Regions from separate parts of the Mus musculus genome. Here region 2 is linked to region 1. The links are chromatin loops, found by intact Hi-C in ENCODE. Cell type or tissue: left cerebral cortex. All regions are shown on one strand.

What was found. Hi-C counts contacts between places; a loop is a spot of excess contacts. Peaks named below come from ENCODE experiments on the same cell type or tissue, not always from the same donor. Only the 100,000 strongest peaks of a DNase experiment are listed, where the experiment ranks them.
Region 2: it touches region 1 in a loop (2.4-fold over the local background); 4 of 42 quality-filtered maps call a loop at or near these places.

Annotation. Positions count from the first base shown.
Region 1 is chr2:25,397,865-25,405,864 of GRCm38, reverse strand. Entpd2 (ectonucleoside triphosphate diphosphohydrolase 2) reads right to left here. Exons shown (of 9, transcript NM_009849.2): 3 at 7,714-7,864; 4 at 7,415-7,574; 5 at 7,106-7,333; 6 at 6,329-6,583; 7 at 6,129-6,248; 8 at 5,167-5,301; 9 at 4,542-5,095. The coding sequence ends at 4,892. Npdc1 (neural proliferation, differentiation and control 1) reads right to left here and starts at 2,815. Exons shown (of 9, transcript NM_008721.4): 1 at 2,500-2,815. The coding sequence starts at 2,611. In left cerebral cortex, CTCF peaks have their summits at 3,277 (motif pointing right) and 4,896; DNase peaks (open chromatin) are centred at 1,685, 2,779, 3,230, 4,914 and 1 more place; H3K4me3 peaks cover 2,921 bases; H3K27ac peaks cover 1,695 bases.
Region 2 is chr2:25,275,759-25,283,758 of GRCm38, reverse strand. Anapc2 (anaphase promoting complex subunit 2) reads right to left here. Exons shown (of 13, transcript NM_175300.4): 5 at 7,324-7,443; 6 at 6,006-6,123; 7 at 5,254-5,435; 8 at 4,446-4,587; 9 at 3,557-3,632; 10 at 3,273-3,476. Among named protein-coding and RNA genes, the nearest start is that of Anapc2, 7.3 kb to the right of the region's middle. In left cerebral cortex, a CTCF peak has its summit at 4,425 (motif pointing left); a DNase peak (open chromatin) is centred at 4,427.

The DNA of each region.
Region 1 (8,000 bases):
ACTGAGCTCTGTTCTCTCTTTGGTTCTGGAGAAGCAAAGGATGCTGCGTAGACATTCTCCTAAACATTGGTGTTCCTCTCTAGACCCCCAGCACATAGTCCTATAACCCTAGAGTTAGTCTGGTAGTCCACAGAACAAATGCTCAGTCCAGAAGACAGTGGCTGTCTCTGCCTAGCCTTTGTCTTCATGGCACTGGGAGACCTAAGATGCCACTGGCTTAGATACAATGAGGGCACTGAAAGGCCTGGGCTGATCGGTATTGGGGATGCCAGTCTAGGTCATAGTTCTGAGTCACATTTTTGGGGCCCAGAGCACAATGTTCTCTTATACCTGCCAAACAGTCCTATCGTGATGCAGCTACACAGAGCAGTGAGCTTTATGCCTCAGTTTCTCCTATGGGATATACACCTTCAGTTGCTTCAAAGGTAAGGAATAATCCCAGCCTGGAACTTTGGTCTCTGTCTTGGGAAGCCAGCAGGGCCAAGGAAATACCCAGCAGGACCATCAACTTCCTGTGTCTCTGGCCAGCCAGTTCCTTCCACTGCACACTGCAGGCAATGCTGTGGGCCCCATGGGATGTGTTAACCATAGCCTCCTATAGACTTTGCCTTAGTTTCCTTTGTTTTTGGTTTTGGGGGGTTTTCATTTTTTTTTTTTTTTTATATATGGTTTTTGGTTTTTCGAGACAGGGTTTCTCTGTGTAGTCCTGGCTGTCCCGGAACTCACTTTGTAGACCAGGCTGGCCTCGAACTCAGAAATCCGCCTGCCTCTGCCTCCCGAGTGCTGGGATTAAAGGCGTGCGCCACTACTGCACTACTTTCCTTTGTAATCTGACACTCTATGTCTCCTGCTAAGAAGTTCCAGAAGCTCTGGTGGCACACTGAATCCCAGGCTAGGCACCTTCTGTCCACCATAGACTGTCAGCAGCCTCCAGGAACAGCAACCTGAGCTTGGGACTTGAGAGAGTTAAACAGCACTGTGCTAGGAGGCTTACACGGGCTCCACCCACCAGCTGGGCTCCAGGGAGGCAGACAGTCCCTGCCCCTGGTGCTAACAAGCTAGTCAGACCTATACTAGAGGTGTAGCACAATGCTGGCTTTGAGCTGTAGGGCCTCCTTAGCCCACCAACCTACTGTTTTATCTTGGATAGAAAGTCCCTCTCCAGCCTGGGTCTCAGAACCAATGGCAGCTGCAGAGTATCTGCTTTTCTAACCATGCTAGGCTACCGGCCCTTCCTGGGCACTAGGTGTGATAAGGGGACGCTTAGTATGGGCCATGTCAAGTCTCTGCATTCAGCTATAGAGGCCAGTGGGCAGAGGCCAGCACATGCCCAGGGCTTCAGTACTGTGCCTTAGTCCCATCCATGAAGGGTGTCCACCAGGGAGGCAGGCTATTTGGCATCTCTGGTAAGGCCCAGTCTGGAACTCCACCCTCCTCAAGAGTCTCTTCCAGTCATGCCAACCTTCAGTCCAGTTCCTGGGTTGCTTGCCCAGCTCTTAAGGTCCCATATCCAGACCGATCTTGTTAGAGTCCACGTACCAGTCACCTCTCCATGCCCTCAGCTTCCTCATCTGTAAGCTGGGCTCAAAGCAGCTCCCACACATAGTTCCAGAAGAACTCAGTGAACATATGGGCAACCTCTCCCACTTCACTCCCCTCGGGGAGATACAATTTGGATCCTGTGGCTTCAGGACCCATCTGTCAAGAATGTTCTCCCAGAGCCAGGCAGTAGTGGTGAATGCCTTTAATCCCAGCACTTGGGAGGCAGAGGCAGGCATTGAGGCCAGCCTGGTCTACAGAGTGAGATCAGGACAGCCAGGCTATACAGAGAAACCATCTCGAAAAAAAAGAGAAAATGTTCTCCCAGTCAGGGAGTCACACTCTTCTAAACAGTCACTACACAGACCTCAGACCAGAGGACAGTGGTGCATGTCCTTCAGGGCAGGGGATGGGGCAGCTTGACCCCACTAAGTTGGAACAAGACCCTAGACCTGGAACCCTTAAGACCTTCCATGGGAACCCCTCTACACACACACACACACACACACACACACACACACACACACACACACACACGAACGAACGACAGGGCTGACATGCAAGGCCCACAGACCCCAAGAACAACCCTGCCAACGGGAAGCCCCAGAGACACACAAACAAAGACACAGGATCCCACTTATGGGCCACCAGAAACCAGATGGCTGCAGACCCAAAGACACACACCAGACTGATTCAGGGACCCAGAGACAAAGACCCAAAGCGCGTGAAATCTACATTCGCCTCCAAGGACCTGAGAGAAGATTCATCTAGCATGGCCTTCAACGGGCCTGACCTGTTTACCCAATCCATGCCCAGCGGACCGGGCCTGCCTGGCCTGTGGGCCTGGGTAAGGCCGGGGCGGTGGCAGGGAAAACCAGGGCGGCGCCGGGGGCAGGATTCTCCGCCCCGCAATCCCAGCCCCGGAGCACCCAACAGCCTGCGCCCAGAGCGCTCGCTCACCCGGGCGGCGGGCGGTGGCACCATTCAGGGCCGCTCCCAGGATGAGGCCGGAGAGCAGCAGCCGTAGCAGCCGCAGGTGCCGCGGGGAAGGCGGAGGGACGGGCGTCGCCATGCTTCAGCGCCGCTACCCGGGCAGCATGGCACCCCACGGCCCCGGGCTCGGTACCCACTCCGGGAACTGCGACTGGAGAAGCCGGGAAGCGAGAGGGGCGGAGGAGGAAGAGGAAAAGAGGAGGCGGTGGCGCTGACGTTGCGGCAATGGATCCGGGATGGGATGGAGGCGCGGCGGCCAGAGAAAAGTGTCGGGAGTGCGCCTGCGCGCTCCACCTGCGGGGGCGGGACATCTCCTCTAGTCTGAGCCCCCTCCCTCTGCATCCTGTTGGGGGGTCCCCTTTTGTCAGGCGTCTGAGTGCTTCGGGCCCTCTAGCCTCTACAGCAGAATGCCTCCTCATTCATTACCCAAGAATCTGACTTGGAATTGACTAACGGTGGGCGTCCCAGGATGCACGCCTTCTTCTTAGTGGTCCGACTGCCAAACCCTCACCACTCACCCTGTTAGAATGGAGGACCTTAGACTAGGGGAACACCAGGGACAAATCCTGGCTATGTAGACTAGGCTGACTGTTGCAGGTTTGCAAAATGTATCCCACAAAGGATAAAGAGGTGTATAGAGATATACAGGTGTACTCAGAGACGTGCCCGGGCTTTCTAAAACCAGGAAGAAAAGCATACAAGAGGCTCACAAGATCAAGCCAGACTCGCTCCCGAATGGTACCACCAGGGGGCGAGAGTAACTTGACGTAGTTGACAGTTGTCTGGGAGCTGTCCAAGGTGGTCATGATCCCAGGTAATGGCTTTCAGCTCCCTTGAGTCACACAACATGGAACATGCATGGTGCCTGGTGATCACCATTCATGTGCAGTCCCCTTTGAGCACACTCCACCCCCGCCAGAGACCTCCCCCTGGTTGAGTCATGAAGGCAATGTTGAAGATCAGTGTGGTGGTTCCTGCCTTTAATCCCATCTCTCAAGATGCTGAGACCAGCCTAGTCTACATATCGAGTTCCAGGACAGTCATGAATATATAATGAGACCCTATCTTAAGAATGAAAAACAGGCCTGGACGATGGTGGTGCACTCGGAGGCAGAAGCAAGCAGATCTCTGTAAGTTCAAGGCCAGCCAGGTCTACAAAGTAAGTTCCAGGACAACAGCCAAGGTTACACAGAGACCCTTGTCACATGCAAAAAACACAAACACCACACACAGAGAAAAGAACAAGGTTGAGTTCCTCAGCCCTCCACTTCTTCCCGTCCTTCAGGCTCACAAACTTAAAGAGGAGGCTGTCAGTGCAGGTTTATACATTTATCAAATGATTCTCTCTCTCTCTCTCTCTCTCTCTCTCTCTCTCTCTCTCTCTCTCTCTGTGCGCGCGCGTGCGTGCGCGCATGCGCTCACTAGCGGCTACCATCCCAACCCAGCCCTCAAGAGGCATTGACTGAACAGAAATAGTCTGAGCTAATTTTCCATAAAAGAAGCAAGGGAGAAGTCCACGCTTTTTTTTTTTCCCGAGACAGGGTTCCTCTGTATAGCACTGGCTGTCCTGGAACTCACTTTGTAGACCAGGCTGGCCTCGAACTCAGAAATCTGCCTGCCTCTGCCTCCCGAGTGCTGGGATTAAAGGTGTGTGCCACCACGCCCAGCGGGGCCACGCTTTTCCACCTACAGAAACTTAGGCTGTGGGATGCAAGTGCCTCTGATCTTTAGGTCTACTGATACTTCAAGTATAAGTTGGGGGGGGGGAGGACTTGGAGTGCAGCCTCAATTCCTACGGATGTCATCAAGGGTTCTCTGAGTCAGAGAAAACTCAGACTCAGGGACAACCCCAGACCAGTGTAGGTAGGAGTGCCTCCATTACCTCGGATCTGGTACAGAAAGGGAGGAAGCAAGAAAAGTACTGACTTGGAACCAGGTTTTATCCGAATAGCCAACACAGCTGGCAGGAGAAACGAGCAACAAATGATGCCCCACCCTATGGACACTTCACTGCTCTAGGAAAAAATCTTTTATTACAAATTTTTTTACAAGTAGGCATGGAGCTGACTCCTAGCCTGTAGTCTCTGGTGCTTGCCTTTCTAAAGGCCCAGACAGAAAGTACCCAGGGCCCTGAAGATCAATCAGAACAGAGGCTCCACTCGGAATGGACCTCACCCTGAGTCGCAGGCTAAGAGACCTGACATCCCAGGAAGAGAGCGGAGGATTAATTGAGAACACTCAGGGCTGCCCATGTAGACTTTCTGTGAGTGTAGATAAGGACCGTCCAGGCTGCTTCAGGGTCAGAGATGCCCTCGGGAAGAGAGATAGCCGGGAGTTGGGAGAAGCTCCCAGCGCACCCCTAGAGGGCGCCTGGGGACTTGGCAGAGCGCACCTGGCGCAAGAGCAGGACCAAAGCCGCCAAGATCAGGACTGTGAAGAGCAGCAGGAGAGCAACCCAGGAGCTGAAGTGGGTGCCCTTACGTAGTCCCGGGAGGTCAGCGGGAATCAGGTTGGTCAAATTCAGCATGTAGCCCAGCGCCCAGCCGACAGCCGTGTCTGCCGCCTAAGAGAGGGCGTGGCATCAGCCTCAAAGAGACCGCACGAGGAATCCTCCTGACCCCGCCATTTACCCACCTTCTTTTCGAAGACCACTCCACGGAAAGAGCGCTCGTCGAAGCGATAACCGCGGCTCAATAGCTGATGTATGAACATGGCTACAGCGCAGTAGTCAGGCAGGCGGGTCTGCTGTCCGGGTACTCGGGCCTGAAGCTAAGAACAGAATGAGACACCGTTAGTTTCAACACCACGAGAAGCTATGGCCCCCAGGGTACAGCATCCCCCTCCCACTACAGCTCAGGCCAAGAAAGGCAGGAAATACACAGAAAGACCTAGTTCAAAACGCCCTTCCCAGGCAGACACTCCTCTGGGATAAACCTCGTGACTGCTGGAAGGCCTGTGTTCTCCCCTCCCAACAGCTGGATGAGGAGGACAGCAAGGGTGGCCACCAGAAAATAGAGGATAGGAGCATTCTTGCATCATAATTAAAGGAACAGGCGTCCAGGTTTAAGTGTTGCTCTCTGACCAACTGGCCCCACTTTTTTGAGACCTTCCTGGGTGACTTAGATTAGAGGGACTTATTTCTCTAGGAGACATGGTGGCCACCTCACACTCCAGCTATCAGGGCCTCTCTATTCTTTCTGGGACTACTGTTCAGTCCGTGTCCAGGCCCGATTTTCAATTTCTCCAGGAATACCCCAAGCCCTGCTGAGTCTCTCCTGTGTCTTCCTCTCCCACTAGTGGGACACTCGTTCCCATGCTTTGTCCTAGACACCTGCCTTTCTGTCCCTTTCTGCTTTGAGGTCCTGTTGTCACAGAGACTTTGCAATTCCTGTTCTACGTGTTCCATACCTTGATTGTAGGATCAAACTCTGAGGAGACCACTGAAGATTTAGCTTACTCAGCCCCAAGCTCCCCACTTAAGCTGACTACTTCTTAAGGTAGTCAGCAATCTGAAATGACTGAGTCTCTCTATGGCGAGATAAATTGAAGGGGAAAGTGTCTTACCCAGATGTGGAGAATATGGGGACAGGCCTCACCTCAGCCCAGGTCTGGTTGCAGGTGGTCTCTGTGGCATCCTCCAGCTGCTTCAGGGTTCCCACAGGCAGCCCCATCACTGTCTTCAGGAAGTCTACAGTATAGTAGAAAGCAGAAAAGGCCTGTGGGAGAAGAGTGTGCAGTCACCCTGTCACCACATGCTTAGGGTCTCCCGTCCCCACATCCATCCACCCGGACTCACTATGAAGTTCCCAGCCACGGGAGGCTGGAAAACCCCATTGAAGGAGCATTGGGAAAAGGGACAGGAGGAGATATTGAAGAGCCCAGAGACGAGGTCACGACAGAGGGCAGCGTTGCTGGTCCCTGACAGGCTGACAGTGGCACTGCTGTTGAAGGTCTGGGGACGCTGACCCATAGTGCATGGAGACTGGTAGACTTCCCGGAGCAGCACTTGGGTGGAGTAGCCCTTTGGCCAGCAGGGGTGGAAGCGATGGATCTGGGGAGTTAGTGAGAGTACAGATAGAGTTCCCCACTCTAGCCACTGCCTTCCACCCCACCACAGGGAGGCAGCCTGATGAACTGTTCGTAAGTCCAACTTGGGCAACATCATTTTTGTGTTTGTGAGCAACCATGGCAACCATTACCTGATGGACAAACAGCAAACCTTTTGGCCAGGTATTCAAGGTTCTGAGATAACTCCCTGGCTCTCCTAATTCTCGGCCCCCATTCCTAGCTCTTTATACCACCAAGTTCCTCTCTGCCTGTCCTCAAGCTGAGGCACACCTAGCTGAAGAAGCTAGATGTTGTTTGAGGCTAAAGGCAGACATCATCATGGAGACAGGAACCCACTGTGGGCCTCACTGCTATGTGTATAGCCATGGGTAAAGGAGGCCACTCTTAAGGTTCCTGGGCTCAGTATGAGTTGCTTTTTGGCCCTGCCCTGTTGCCTTTTGTCCCTTCTCCCTCCCTTCCTCCAGAAGGCACCAGTATGGTGTCATGGTTGAGTTTGTAGACACACCTGGAGGGCACTGGCCAGAAGCCTCTGGAGAACCTGGTCCCGGCCATAGCAGAGGAAGCTATGGGTGTAGACACGGTAATGCTGGCCATAGAGCCGCAAATGGACCTCATTATCTGGATCTTCAGATGGACTGGTTGTCTCAAAGGTGATCTGTGTTGAGGCACCCCCAAGGTCCATGGCCCCCAGAGTTCCCTTCCTTGGCCGTATCCACCGGCCTACCCAGCCATACTGTGGAGAACAAAGGTTGGATTAAGACTGTGAGCAAGCAAGGCTGTCAGGACCCCAGGTTCTTTGGGCTGCAGGGCCCACCTTGATGAAGTTCTCCAGCAGGTAGTTGGCAGTCACCCAGCCAAACACCCCTTCATCCTGTCCCGAGAGGATGCGGGCACCACGGAAGTCAAAGGGGTACCGTGTGAGCGTCTGTGTCACTGCCTCCAGCACCTTGGCTGTGGCCTCTGGGCTGGTCAGGCTGTGGAATGGGGGAGGGGGACTCTGATGGAGCTCATCCCAGGTGCCCTCTGCCAGGCTTGCCCTCCTGAGAGCTTGCTCTGGGAGGAGAGTTCTACTCTGCTGAAGAGCTGTGCAGGCCCCTGGGTATAAGCACTCACTTGAGTAGGCGCATGCCTGCTGTAGCTCCCAGGTAGAGTGGAGTGCTGGCATATCTGTCTTTGGGCACATCCCGAAGTGCCTGTTCAAGACATTCAACCAGACTCTGGCCTGCCCTAGAAGGGTCATTTGCGTAGCTGGAGATGCCACCACCTAGAGAGAACAAGGAGTTGGTCCCAGGCTTGGTGGACAGTTTCCAGCATACACTATTGAAGCTATTTAGACACACCTTCCCAAATTGGAGACAAAGGGTCCAGGTGCCACCCAGAGTCTCTGATGCTGCCGCCTG
Region 2 (8,000 bases), 120 kb after region 1:
AGTTGTTTGTACAATGGGGAAGCACATGAAGGTTAAACCTTAGGTTGCTACAGTTAACTGGCACGACATGGAAGATGCAGATGATGCTGGTGAAGGCTCAAGGAAGGATAAGAGCTATTGCCCATACTATAGAGAATAATGCTGGTAGAGATGAGGGCACTGAGAGGACCTGCTGCTGAGAGCTCAGATAGAAACGATGAGCAAACACTAGACACTGGGGGAGCTGGCAGAGAACTACCAGCCTGTAGCTAGATGTTTGCTGACATGAGTGTGATTTGTAGATCCACCCGGAACACGTAGCATATCCAGGAACATACCCCTTCCCTCACTTTCTTTTCTTCATTTTTTAAATAAAAGACAGAGCCTTCCTCTATAGCTGAATTGCCTTGAAACTTGTTATATACAACACGCTAGCCTCAAACTAGCAGTGCTGCTGCTGTGCCTGCCTCCAAGGCTGGGGTGACAGGCATCACCAGCACACTTGGCTCAGGATCACAGTCACTTGATAAATTGGATATTGTACACTTCATGGAAAGCACCAAGATTTTGGGTGTTATGTCAGCAGCAATGCTGACAGTCTGAATGCAGTGACAGAGGTACAGGAGAGTGCACACAGGGCTGCCAGGAAAGCCAAGGGCACCACCAAGGCCTGAGCCACACTGTCAACTCTGCTTTCCGTGGTTCAGATTTGCTTTAGGCTCATGATCCTTCTTGCTGCCTTTGGGAACACCCTCTTCTGAACTGGGCTTGTTTTAACAATGTGCTTTGGATCAAAACAACCTCACAGCATCAAGGTGGAGACGAAACCTACTTCAGATGGATACGGTTTTTTTTTTTTTGGGGGGGGTCCTCACTATATAGCTAGGCTATATAATGAACCACCACCCTTCTGCTTTAGTCTCCTGAGTGCTAGGATCATAGATAGGCACCACCCATCTAGATTAGAAGAGATTTTTAAGAACTGATGCTGAAGTGGTTAATTTTGGAGATATTGGCTAATTTTCTCATGTAAAGACTATTAGTTTTAGAACCACAGGCTGCCATGGGCCAAACTGTATCTCTTCAAAGAGATAGTAAGTAAAGCCCAGGACACTGACTCTAGTGACACTGTAAGTCCTATCTCCAGGGTCCTTAATCTGATATAACTAGTATCCCAAGAAGAGGGAAACAGACATAGAGAAAACTTGGACATAAAGATATGCATTTACCACCTGGGCAGTGGTGGCGCACGCCTTTAATCCCAGCACTCAGGAGGCAGAGGCAGGCGGATTTCTGAGTTGGAGGTCAGCCTGGTCTATAGAGTGAGTTCCAAGACAGCCAGGGCTACACAGAGAAACCCTGTCTCAAAAAAACAAAAACAAAATAAAGAAAAAGGCCATTTACTTAGATCTGCCAGGGCTACTGCAAGAGGCAGGAAGGATCGTTTCCCTTAGAGCATTCTGGGGCAATACAATGCAGTAATACATTTCTAATCTGGTAACCCTGTACTTTGCAGTGTCTCATTGAGGTGGCACCCGGGACACTGATTCCTTTGCTCTAGTGGCCACCTGATGGTCTGAGACCCTCCAGGACCCCTGTAGCTCTTAAGGGAGAAGTGTACCAGTAAACTCACTTTACAGATAGAAAAGGAGGCAGTACCAGTGGCTTCCCCCAGTTTCAGCCAGTTTAGCTTCCCTAACACTGGTTCTAAAGCCATGACCTGCAAAAGGGTTACAATATACAGGCTGCACAGTCGGTCACCCACAGACCCAGCCAGATCCTTTAGGAGCTTGGCTGATGAAAGATAGTGGAATTGTTGCCACAGGCCTGACCTCTTAGCACAGGGGTTTGCCAGAGCCATTCCAGTATCAGCAAAAATTAAGATAAATGACACTAGCATATGGCCATCCTAACTATTTGGATGTGATCAACAAGATGTGACTAAGCCGCGGCACGCCTTTAATCTTAGCACTTGGGAGGCAGAGGCAGGTGGATTTCTGAGTTCGAGGACAGCCTGGTCTACAAAGTGAGTTCCAGGACAGCCAGGGCTACACAAAGAAACCCTGTCTCAAAAAAGAAAAGAAAAGAAAAGGAAAGGAAAGGAAAGGAAAAAGAAAAGAAAAGAAAAGAAAAGAAAAGAAAAGAAAAGAAGAGGGAAAAGAAAAGAAAAGAAAAGAAAAGAAAAGAAAAGAAAAGAAAAGAAAAGAAAAGAAAAGAAAAGAAAAGGAAAGAAAGATGTGACTAAGCCTCTGGGCAGTGGTGGCACACATCTTTAATCCCAGCACTTGGGAGGCAGAGGCAAGCAGATTTCTGAGTTTGAGGCCAGCCTGGTCTACAGAGTGAGCTCCAGGACAGCCAGGGCTATACAGAGAAACTCTGTCTAAGATGTGACTAAGCCATGTCTGGGACCCAGGGCAAAAACTTAGCAAAGCCAACGAGTACCTCATACTAAAATAGGTCAAAGCAACAGCAGGAGAGGATACTCAGTACACAGTACTGGCCACTCAGATGTCCTCAACCAGGCTGTGGTACTCAGTAGACACACTGCCATGGCATGGACCAAAATAGAACATACTGGTGACCAGTAATCAGACTTTCACCTGGTGTCAATAGGGCCACAAAGACCATACCTAGACTCTTTCAGAAACAAAACCAGGCGGTGAGGTTCTCACAGCTACTGACAAAAACACTGCCCTTCTTTTACTTCCCTAGTCAGGGCCTTCCATCTGGGTCCTACTTTGTCACCCCTCAAGTACTCAAAGGGACTCATCTAGGGGCACAGATCCTCAGCCTGAAGCCAAGTAAGGCCTTCCTGATTACAGGAACATGAGACTCACACTTTCCTCATCAGGAACAAGATGCTGCAGATGTTCCCGTGGCACTCCTGCCTGTACTTTTTACCTAGGTGCTCCTAGCTGGACCCTAACAGGGTCCCACATGCTTTTTCAGTTAGAGTCTGCCACCTAGATGCCTGCATCCTACAACCTTCTCACAGCATCCCTGGTCCAGAGAACCCACTGGGACACACACACACACACACACACACACACACACACACACACGGTCTAGAGTGGGACTCTCCACCTGTGTGTCAGATTCTGGCCTCCCATGCCATAATTGACCACAAGCTCAGTAAGGATCCTTGAACTTGGCCTTATCACTCACAGAATACCAGCTTCTACAACATTAGGGCTCAGCTATGCTACCCAGACATGGAACACATGGGCTAATTCTATTGTGGGGTCTGATGGGATGACCAGAGATACATACTACCATTGGCCTACTGGCGTTACCTTCAGTTTCTCATACTTCTTGCAGTAAACGTCTAGGGCTGCCCTGATGTCCTCAGGGACCTCCAGCTTCTCATCTTTGAAGGGAGGCCAAAATTCACTGGACAATATGACAGCATAGACCCCAAATGGTGGCTGTTCTTCCACAGGCCGCTTCTCATCCTCCTCTCGGATATTGGCATTGATGCGGCGGGAGTCTGCCATGTCCTAAGAAAGGATACCTTATCAAGAGCCTGGGCCTACTGGTGGTGGTAGGCGCGACTGCTGAGGCAGTCCTGGGTATTTACCTTGAGCATGACCTCACAGAAGTGCATGGGGGCTTCACCAAAGCGCAGCTTCAACAGCTCCACATTACGAATCTCCCTGGAAGGACAAAAGTTTGTCCTTGTTTCTGGGAGGGGCTGCACTATGACTCCATTTCAACCAGTACCCTAAGCAGACAGCTGGGCCAGACAACCCACCCGCTCAGGATACCCTGGGCTGAAGGGAAGGCAGGAAGCACAACACTAAGGTCAGAGTGTGGTCGTTTTGGCTGCTTGAGGTTTGGTCTTTTGTTACGTATTGTATGTATGTATGTATGTATGTATGTATGTATGTATTGTGTTGTGTTGTCTCGGGGATGAGGAGATACTCACAAACACGGGTGATAAGTAGCCTTGCTTGTTAACTTAAAACTATTGAATACAAGATGCCTATGACCTATAGCTGGGCAGAAGAGGGGTAGACAAGGTTTCAGTTCCTGGGCTCGGAGTCTGAGGCAGGACCATGAGGCGGGAAGAGAGGAGGAGGTGGGGAGAAGATACCAGATGAATCATAAAAACATGGCCATGAGAGCTGGCCAATAGTAGTTAAGAATGTCCCAGATAAAACATGGCAAGTTATAACTCACGATGATTAATAGGGAAGTAGACATAATAGCTTAGAGAGTTGACATCTGCCCAGCTCTAGTGTTTTAAAGACTCTGTGTGTGTGTGTGTGTGTGTGTGTGTGTGTGTGTGTTGTATGTCTTTTATCTGGGAACTGAATGATATAAGATGAGGTAGAAACTCCCAATTAAGATTAATTATTACCACAACATTTGGCCAATAGGGGCAGTACTAGTCATTTGTTTTTCCCCAAATACAGAATGAAGGCTTTAGGTCTCAGCGCCCCCTGGAGGTCAGCTCCTTGTCTTACCTCTCAGGGCTGAAGCTGAATTGGTGGAGAAGGCGATCTGCAAGTAGCGAGCGGTACTCATTGATAAAGAGGTCTTTGCTGCCATAGATGCTGACCAGCAGGCTGATGATGTCTGAAGAACGTCGCTTGGAACTCGACTTCACTGCACAGTGTAGAGGAACTAGTGTATATCACTAGCACTTTGACAAGGACAGTGACACCTTAGAGTTCACCTGCTAGATACAGCAGTCTCGCACAGCCTTAGGGGCTTGCTCTCAATGTCCCAGACAGCTGGGAATACTATGTCTCCAGCAGAGCTAGGGGGTTGGTTCCTAAGGCAACTGTTCTGATAAACAGTGCCTCCTATTTCACAAGGATCCTTACTCAGCCATAAGGAATAGAACAAAGGGCCTTGGGTTTTCCTGTAAAAGGTTGAAGATGCTGTGTTCATGCTAAAACTTAAGCAGGACAGAGAATCCACACCCTATGATAACCCAGCAGAGTATGGCCAAGCAAAAGACGGGACCTGGCCAGAATATGCCACCTTAATACATAAGAATCAGGACCAAATCACAGACAGGGTGGGATATGCAGACTTCCCATGAATCTGGTCTCTCAGGTACCTTCTATAGCCAGCTAAGGTAGCCAGTGAGGAACATAACAAACCAGCTAGTGTTAAGCAAGGGCCTCTGAACTCTGACCCGCCAAGTTTGAGGCAATGGCTGCTTCTGATATGACCAGGGTTGGGTAACAACATACATAACCAGAACCCACTGACCACCAAAGAAGCCCAAGAAAAGGCAGAGGCGAAGCCGATAGGTAAGCTGACCTGGATCAGCATCCACAGGGTCAGGGACCCAGTCCTCGGGCTCTCCAGAATCATCCTCACTGTCCTGACCGGTCTCCAGGCAGGCAGGGTCAGTCTTAGACAGCTCAACAGCCAAGTCCCCAGTCCCATCTGAGTCCCCGGTTAGCCCAGCCACAATCTGCCGTACGGTGTCCTCTCGTGTCCTGCCAGGATTGAATGTTGCTGTCCCTGACAATGTGCATGGGCATCATGACACCTGCTACAGCCCATGCTATATGGCTGTACAGCTAGCAGGTACTAAATGCATGCCCATCTGGATTCATAAACGTAAAAAGCCCAGCACTACCCTGAAAAAAGCAGAGTCTGAGATACTGAGAAGGGCTTAATGACCAGCTTTGCCAAGGACTCTACCAGAGCAGTCACAGAGGTTCCTAAGGCTGAAGCTTTACAGAGACCAGGCCTCTTCACATTGTCAGGTTTGGTCAACAAGGCTGGGCCCTAGATAAGCTTCTCTTTGTGTGGGGGTAGGGGAAACAGCCCCTACCTTTCACATTCTCTCTCTCTCTTATACATATACACACAGCTTGACACTGTGCAACAGAGTGGACAACTACCCAACACTAGCAAAAGGAAAAAGGCTCCCTACCCTGAGTCAATCCAGCCCTACCCAGGTAGAGAGAGCCTCATGTCTATGGCATGTCAAGGTTGGCTGTCGCTCTGATTCTGCAAACACCAGAGGTCAGCAGAAAGAGCCAAGTGCCAGTGGCACTCACCTCAGGTATCGACGGATGGGCTCACAAGCCACTTCCAGGATGACCATAGAGGGATCTAGCACACGTAATGCCTTGATGGCAGAAATGTAGAGAGTGATGATGTCACATGTGTTGACACCTAGAGAGTAAGAGCCAGATATCACACAACGGCCTGGACAGCAGCCTCCTGAATGCCAACACCTCCTGAATGGGCAGCTTGGCAACATGGCTGGGTGATCTAAACGTTACCATGTGCTCATTCAAGCAGATAACAGTGAGTTACCTTCTTGCCTTCACCCTATCTCCGTCCATGTATAGACACAGTCTCTAGATTTTTTTTTTCGAGACAGGGTTTCTCTGTGTAGCCCTGGCTGTCCTGGAACTAACTCTGTAGACCAGGTTGGCCTTGAACTCAGAAATCCGCCTGCCTCTGCCTCCCGGGTGCTGGGATTAAAGGCGTGCGCTACCACACCCGGCCGTCTCTAGAATTTTATAGAAGCAGTCTGTTATAGTTTGAATTTAGAATGCCCCCTACATGCTTCGGTTTTTTTTCTTTTTAAAATTTATTTATGTATGTCAGTACACCTGTCTTCAAACACACCAGAAGACAACATCACACACATACATTAGATCCCGTTACAGATGGTTATGAGCCACCATGTGGTTGCTAGGAATTGAACTCAGGACCTCTGGAAGAGCAGTCAGTGCTCTTTACTGCTGAGCATCTCTCCAGCCCCACAGGCTTATGTTTTGAATGCTTGATTCCCAACTTGCAGTGCTATTTTAAAGGCCCAAGAGTCTTTAGTATGCCAGGTGTGGTGGTGTACTCCTTTAATCCCAGCTACTAGAAGGCAGAGAAAGGCAGATCTCTGAGTTCAAGGCCAGTCTGGTCTACATAAAGAGACCCTGTCTCAAAAAAAAAAAAAAAAAGGAGCCTTTAGTATTCAGGGCTTAGCTAATAGAAGTATGTTATTTCCTGAAGACTTGGTTTCTTGTCTGTCACCAACCGACATACCTTTTCCATTATGATGGACTATACTCTGAGATCAAGAGAATATATCCTTCTGCCCTTAAGTTGATTTTATCATATATAGAAACATAAAAAGTAGTAATATATAAACTTTGCCCTTAGGAAGCAGCCTATTTTAAAAAGACCACAAACTTCCCCAGACCAAATCATGCTCTGACTTCCTCCAAAAGCTCAGAGTTAGCCCGGCTTTCCCAAGACTTCAAAACTGTTCAATAACATGCTCCTTTCTCAGGCCGACAAATCCAGGGCTAGGAACTGTATGTGAGCCCTGAGGGCTATTTGAACGGCAGGCCAGTGGCCACACAATACCTGGGTGGAGGAGTCGAGTCTCTAGGGCCACCTTGAGGGACACAAGAAGTTGCTGCCTCTGATCTGTCCTCTCCAAGCAGTACTTAAGGTCTTCAATGGCTGGCCGGGAGTCTGGAAAGTCTGAGAGAGAACCGTACAACAGGGATAGGTTAAGTGGAAAGGTGTACTAAGCACGAAAGGACATACACAGCACAAGGTACACAACCTGGCAGGGCTCAGACAAGAGCCACCTATGTTCTACTGTCAGAGTAACTGTCACTGGAGGCTAATCTGACCATAGATGACTTTCTCGTTTGATCTGAATGACTGCTTCACTGAAGGAACACTTTGCTAGGCCAACCAACTACTCTCTCAATCCACTGTGGATCATTAGTGCAACATTAATGTGTGAGGTGTAGTAACACTTAAAGCTCCAACAGCTGCCCTGACTCACACCAGTCATCCCTCCCATGGTTTACAGTTGTAGATAGCTCAACTGTCTCAAGCTGTACTAGTTCTTGGGAAAATAGAAATAAACAGTGTTGTCAAATGACAACAATTGCAATTAATCAAAAATGCCTTCAAATCTTTTTCCCCCCTTCTAGTTTTTTGAGACCACTGAGTGTCTCTGTGTAGCTCTGGCTATTCTGGAACTCGAACCGTAGACCAGGCCAGCCTTAAACTCACAGATACCCATC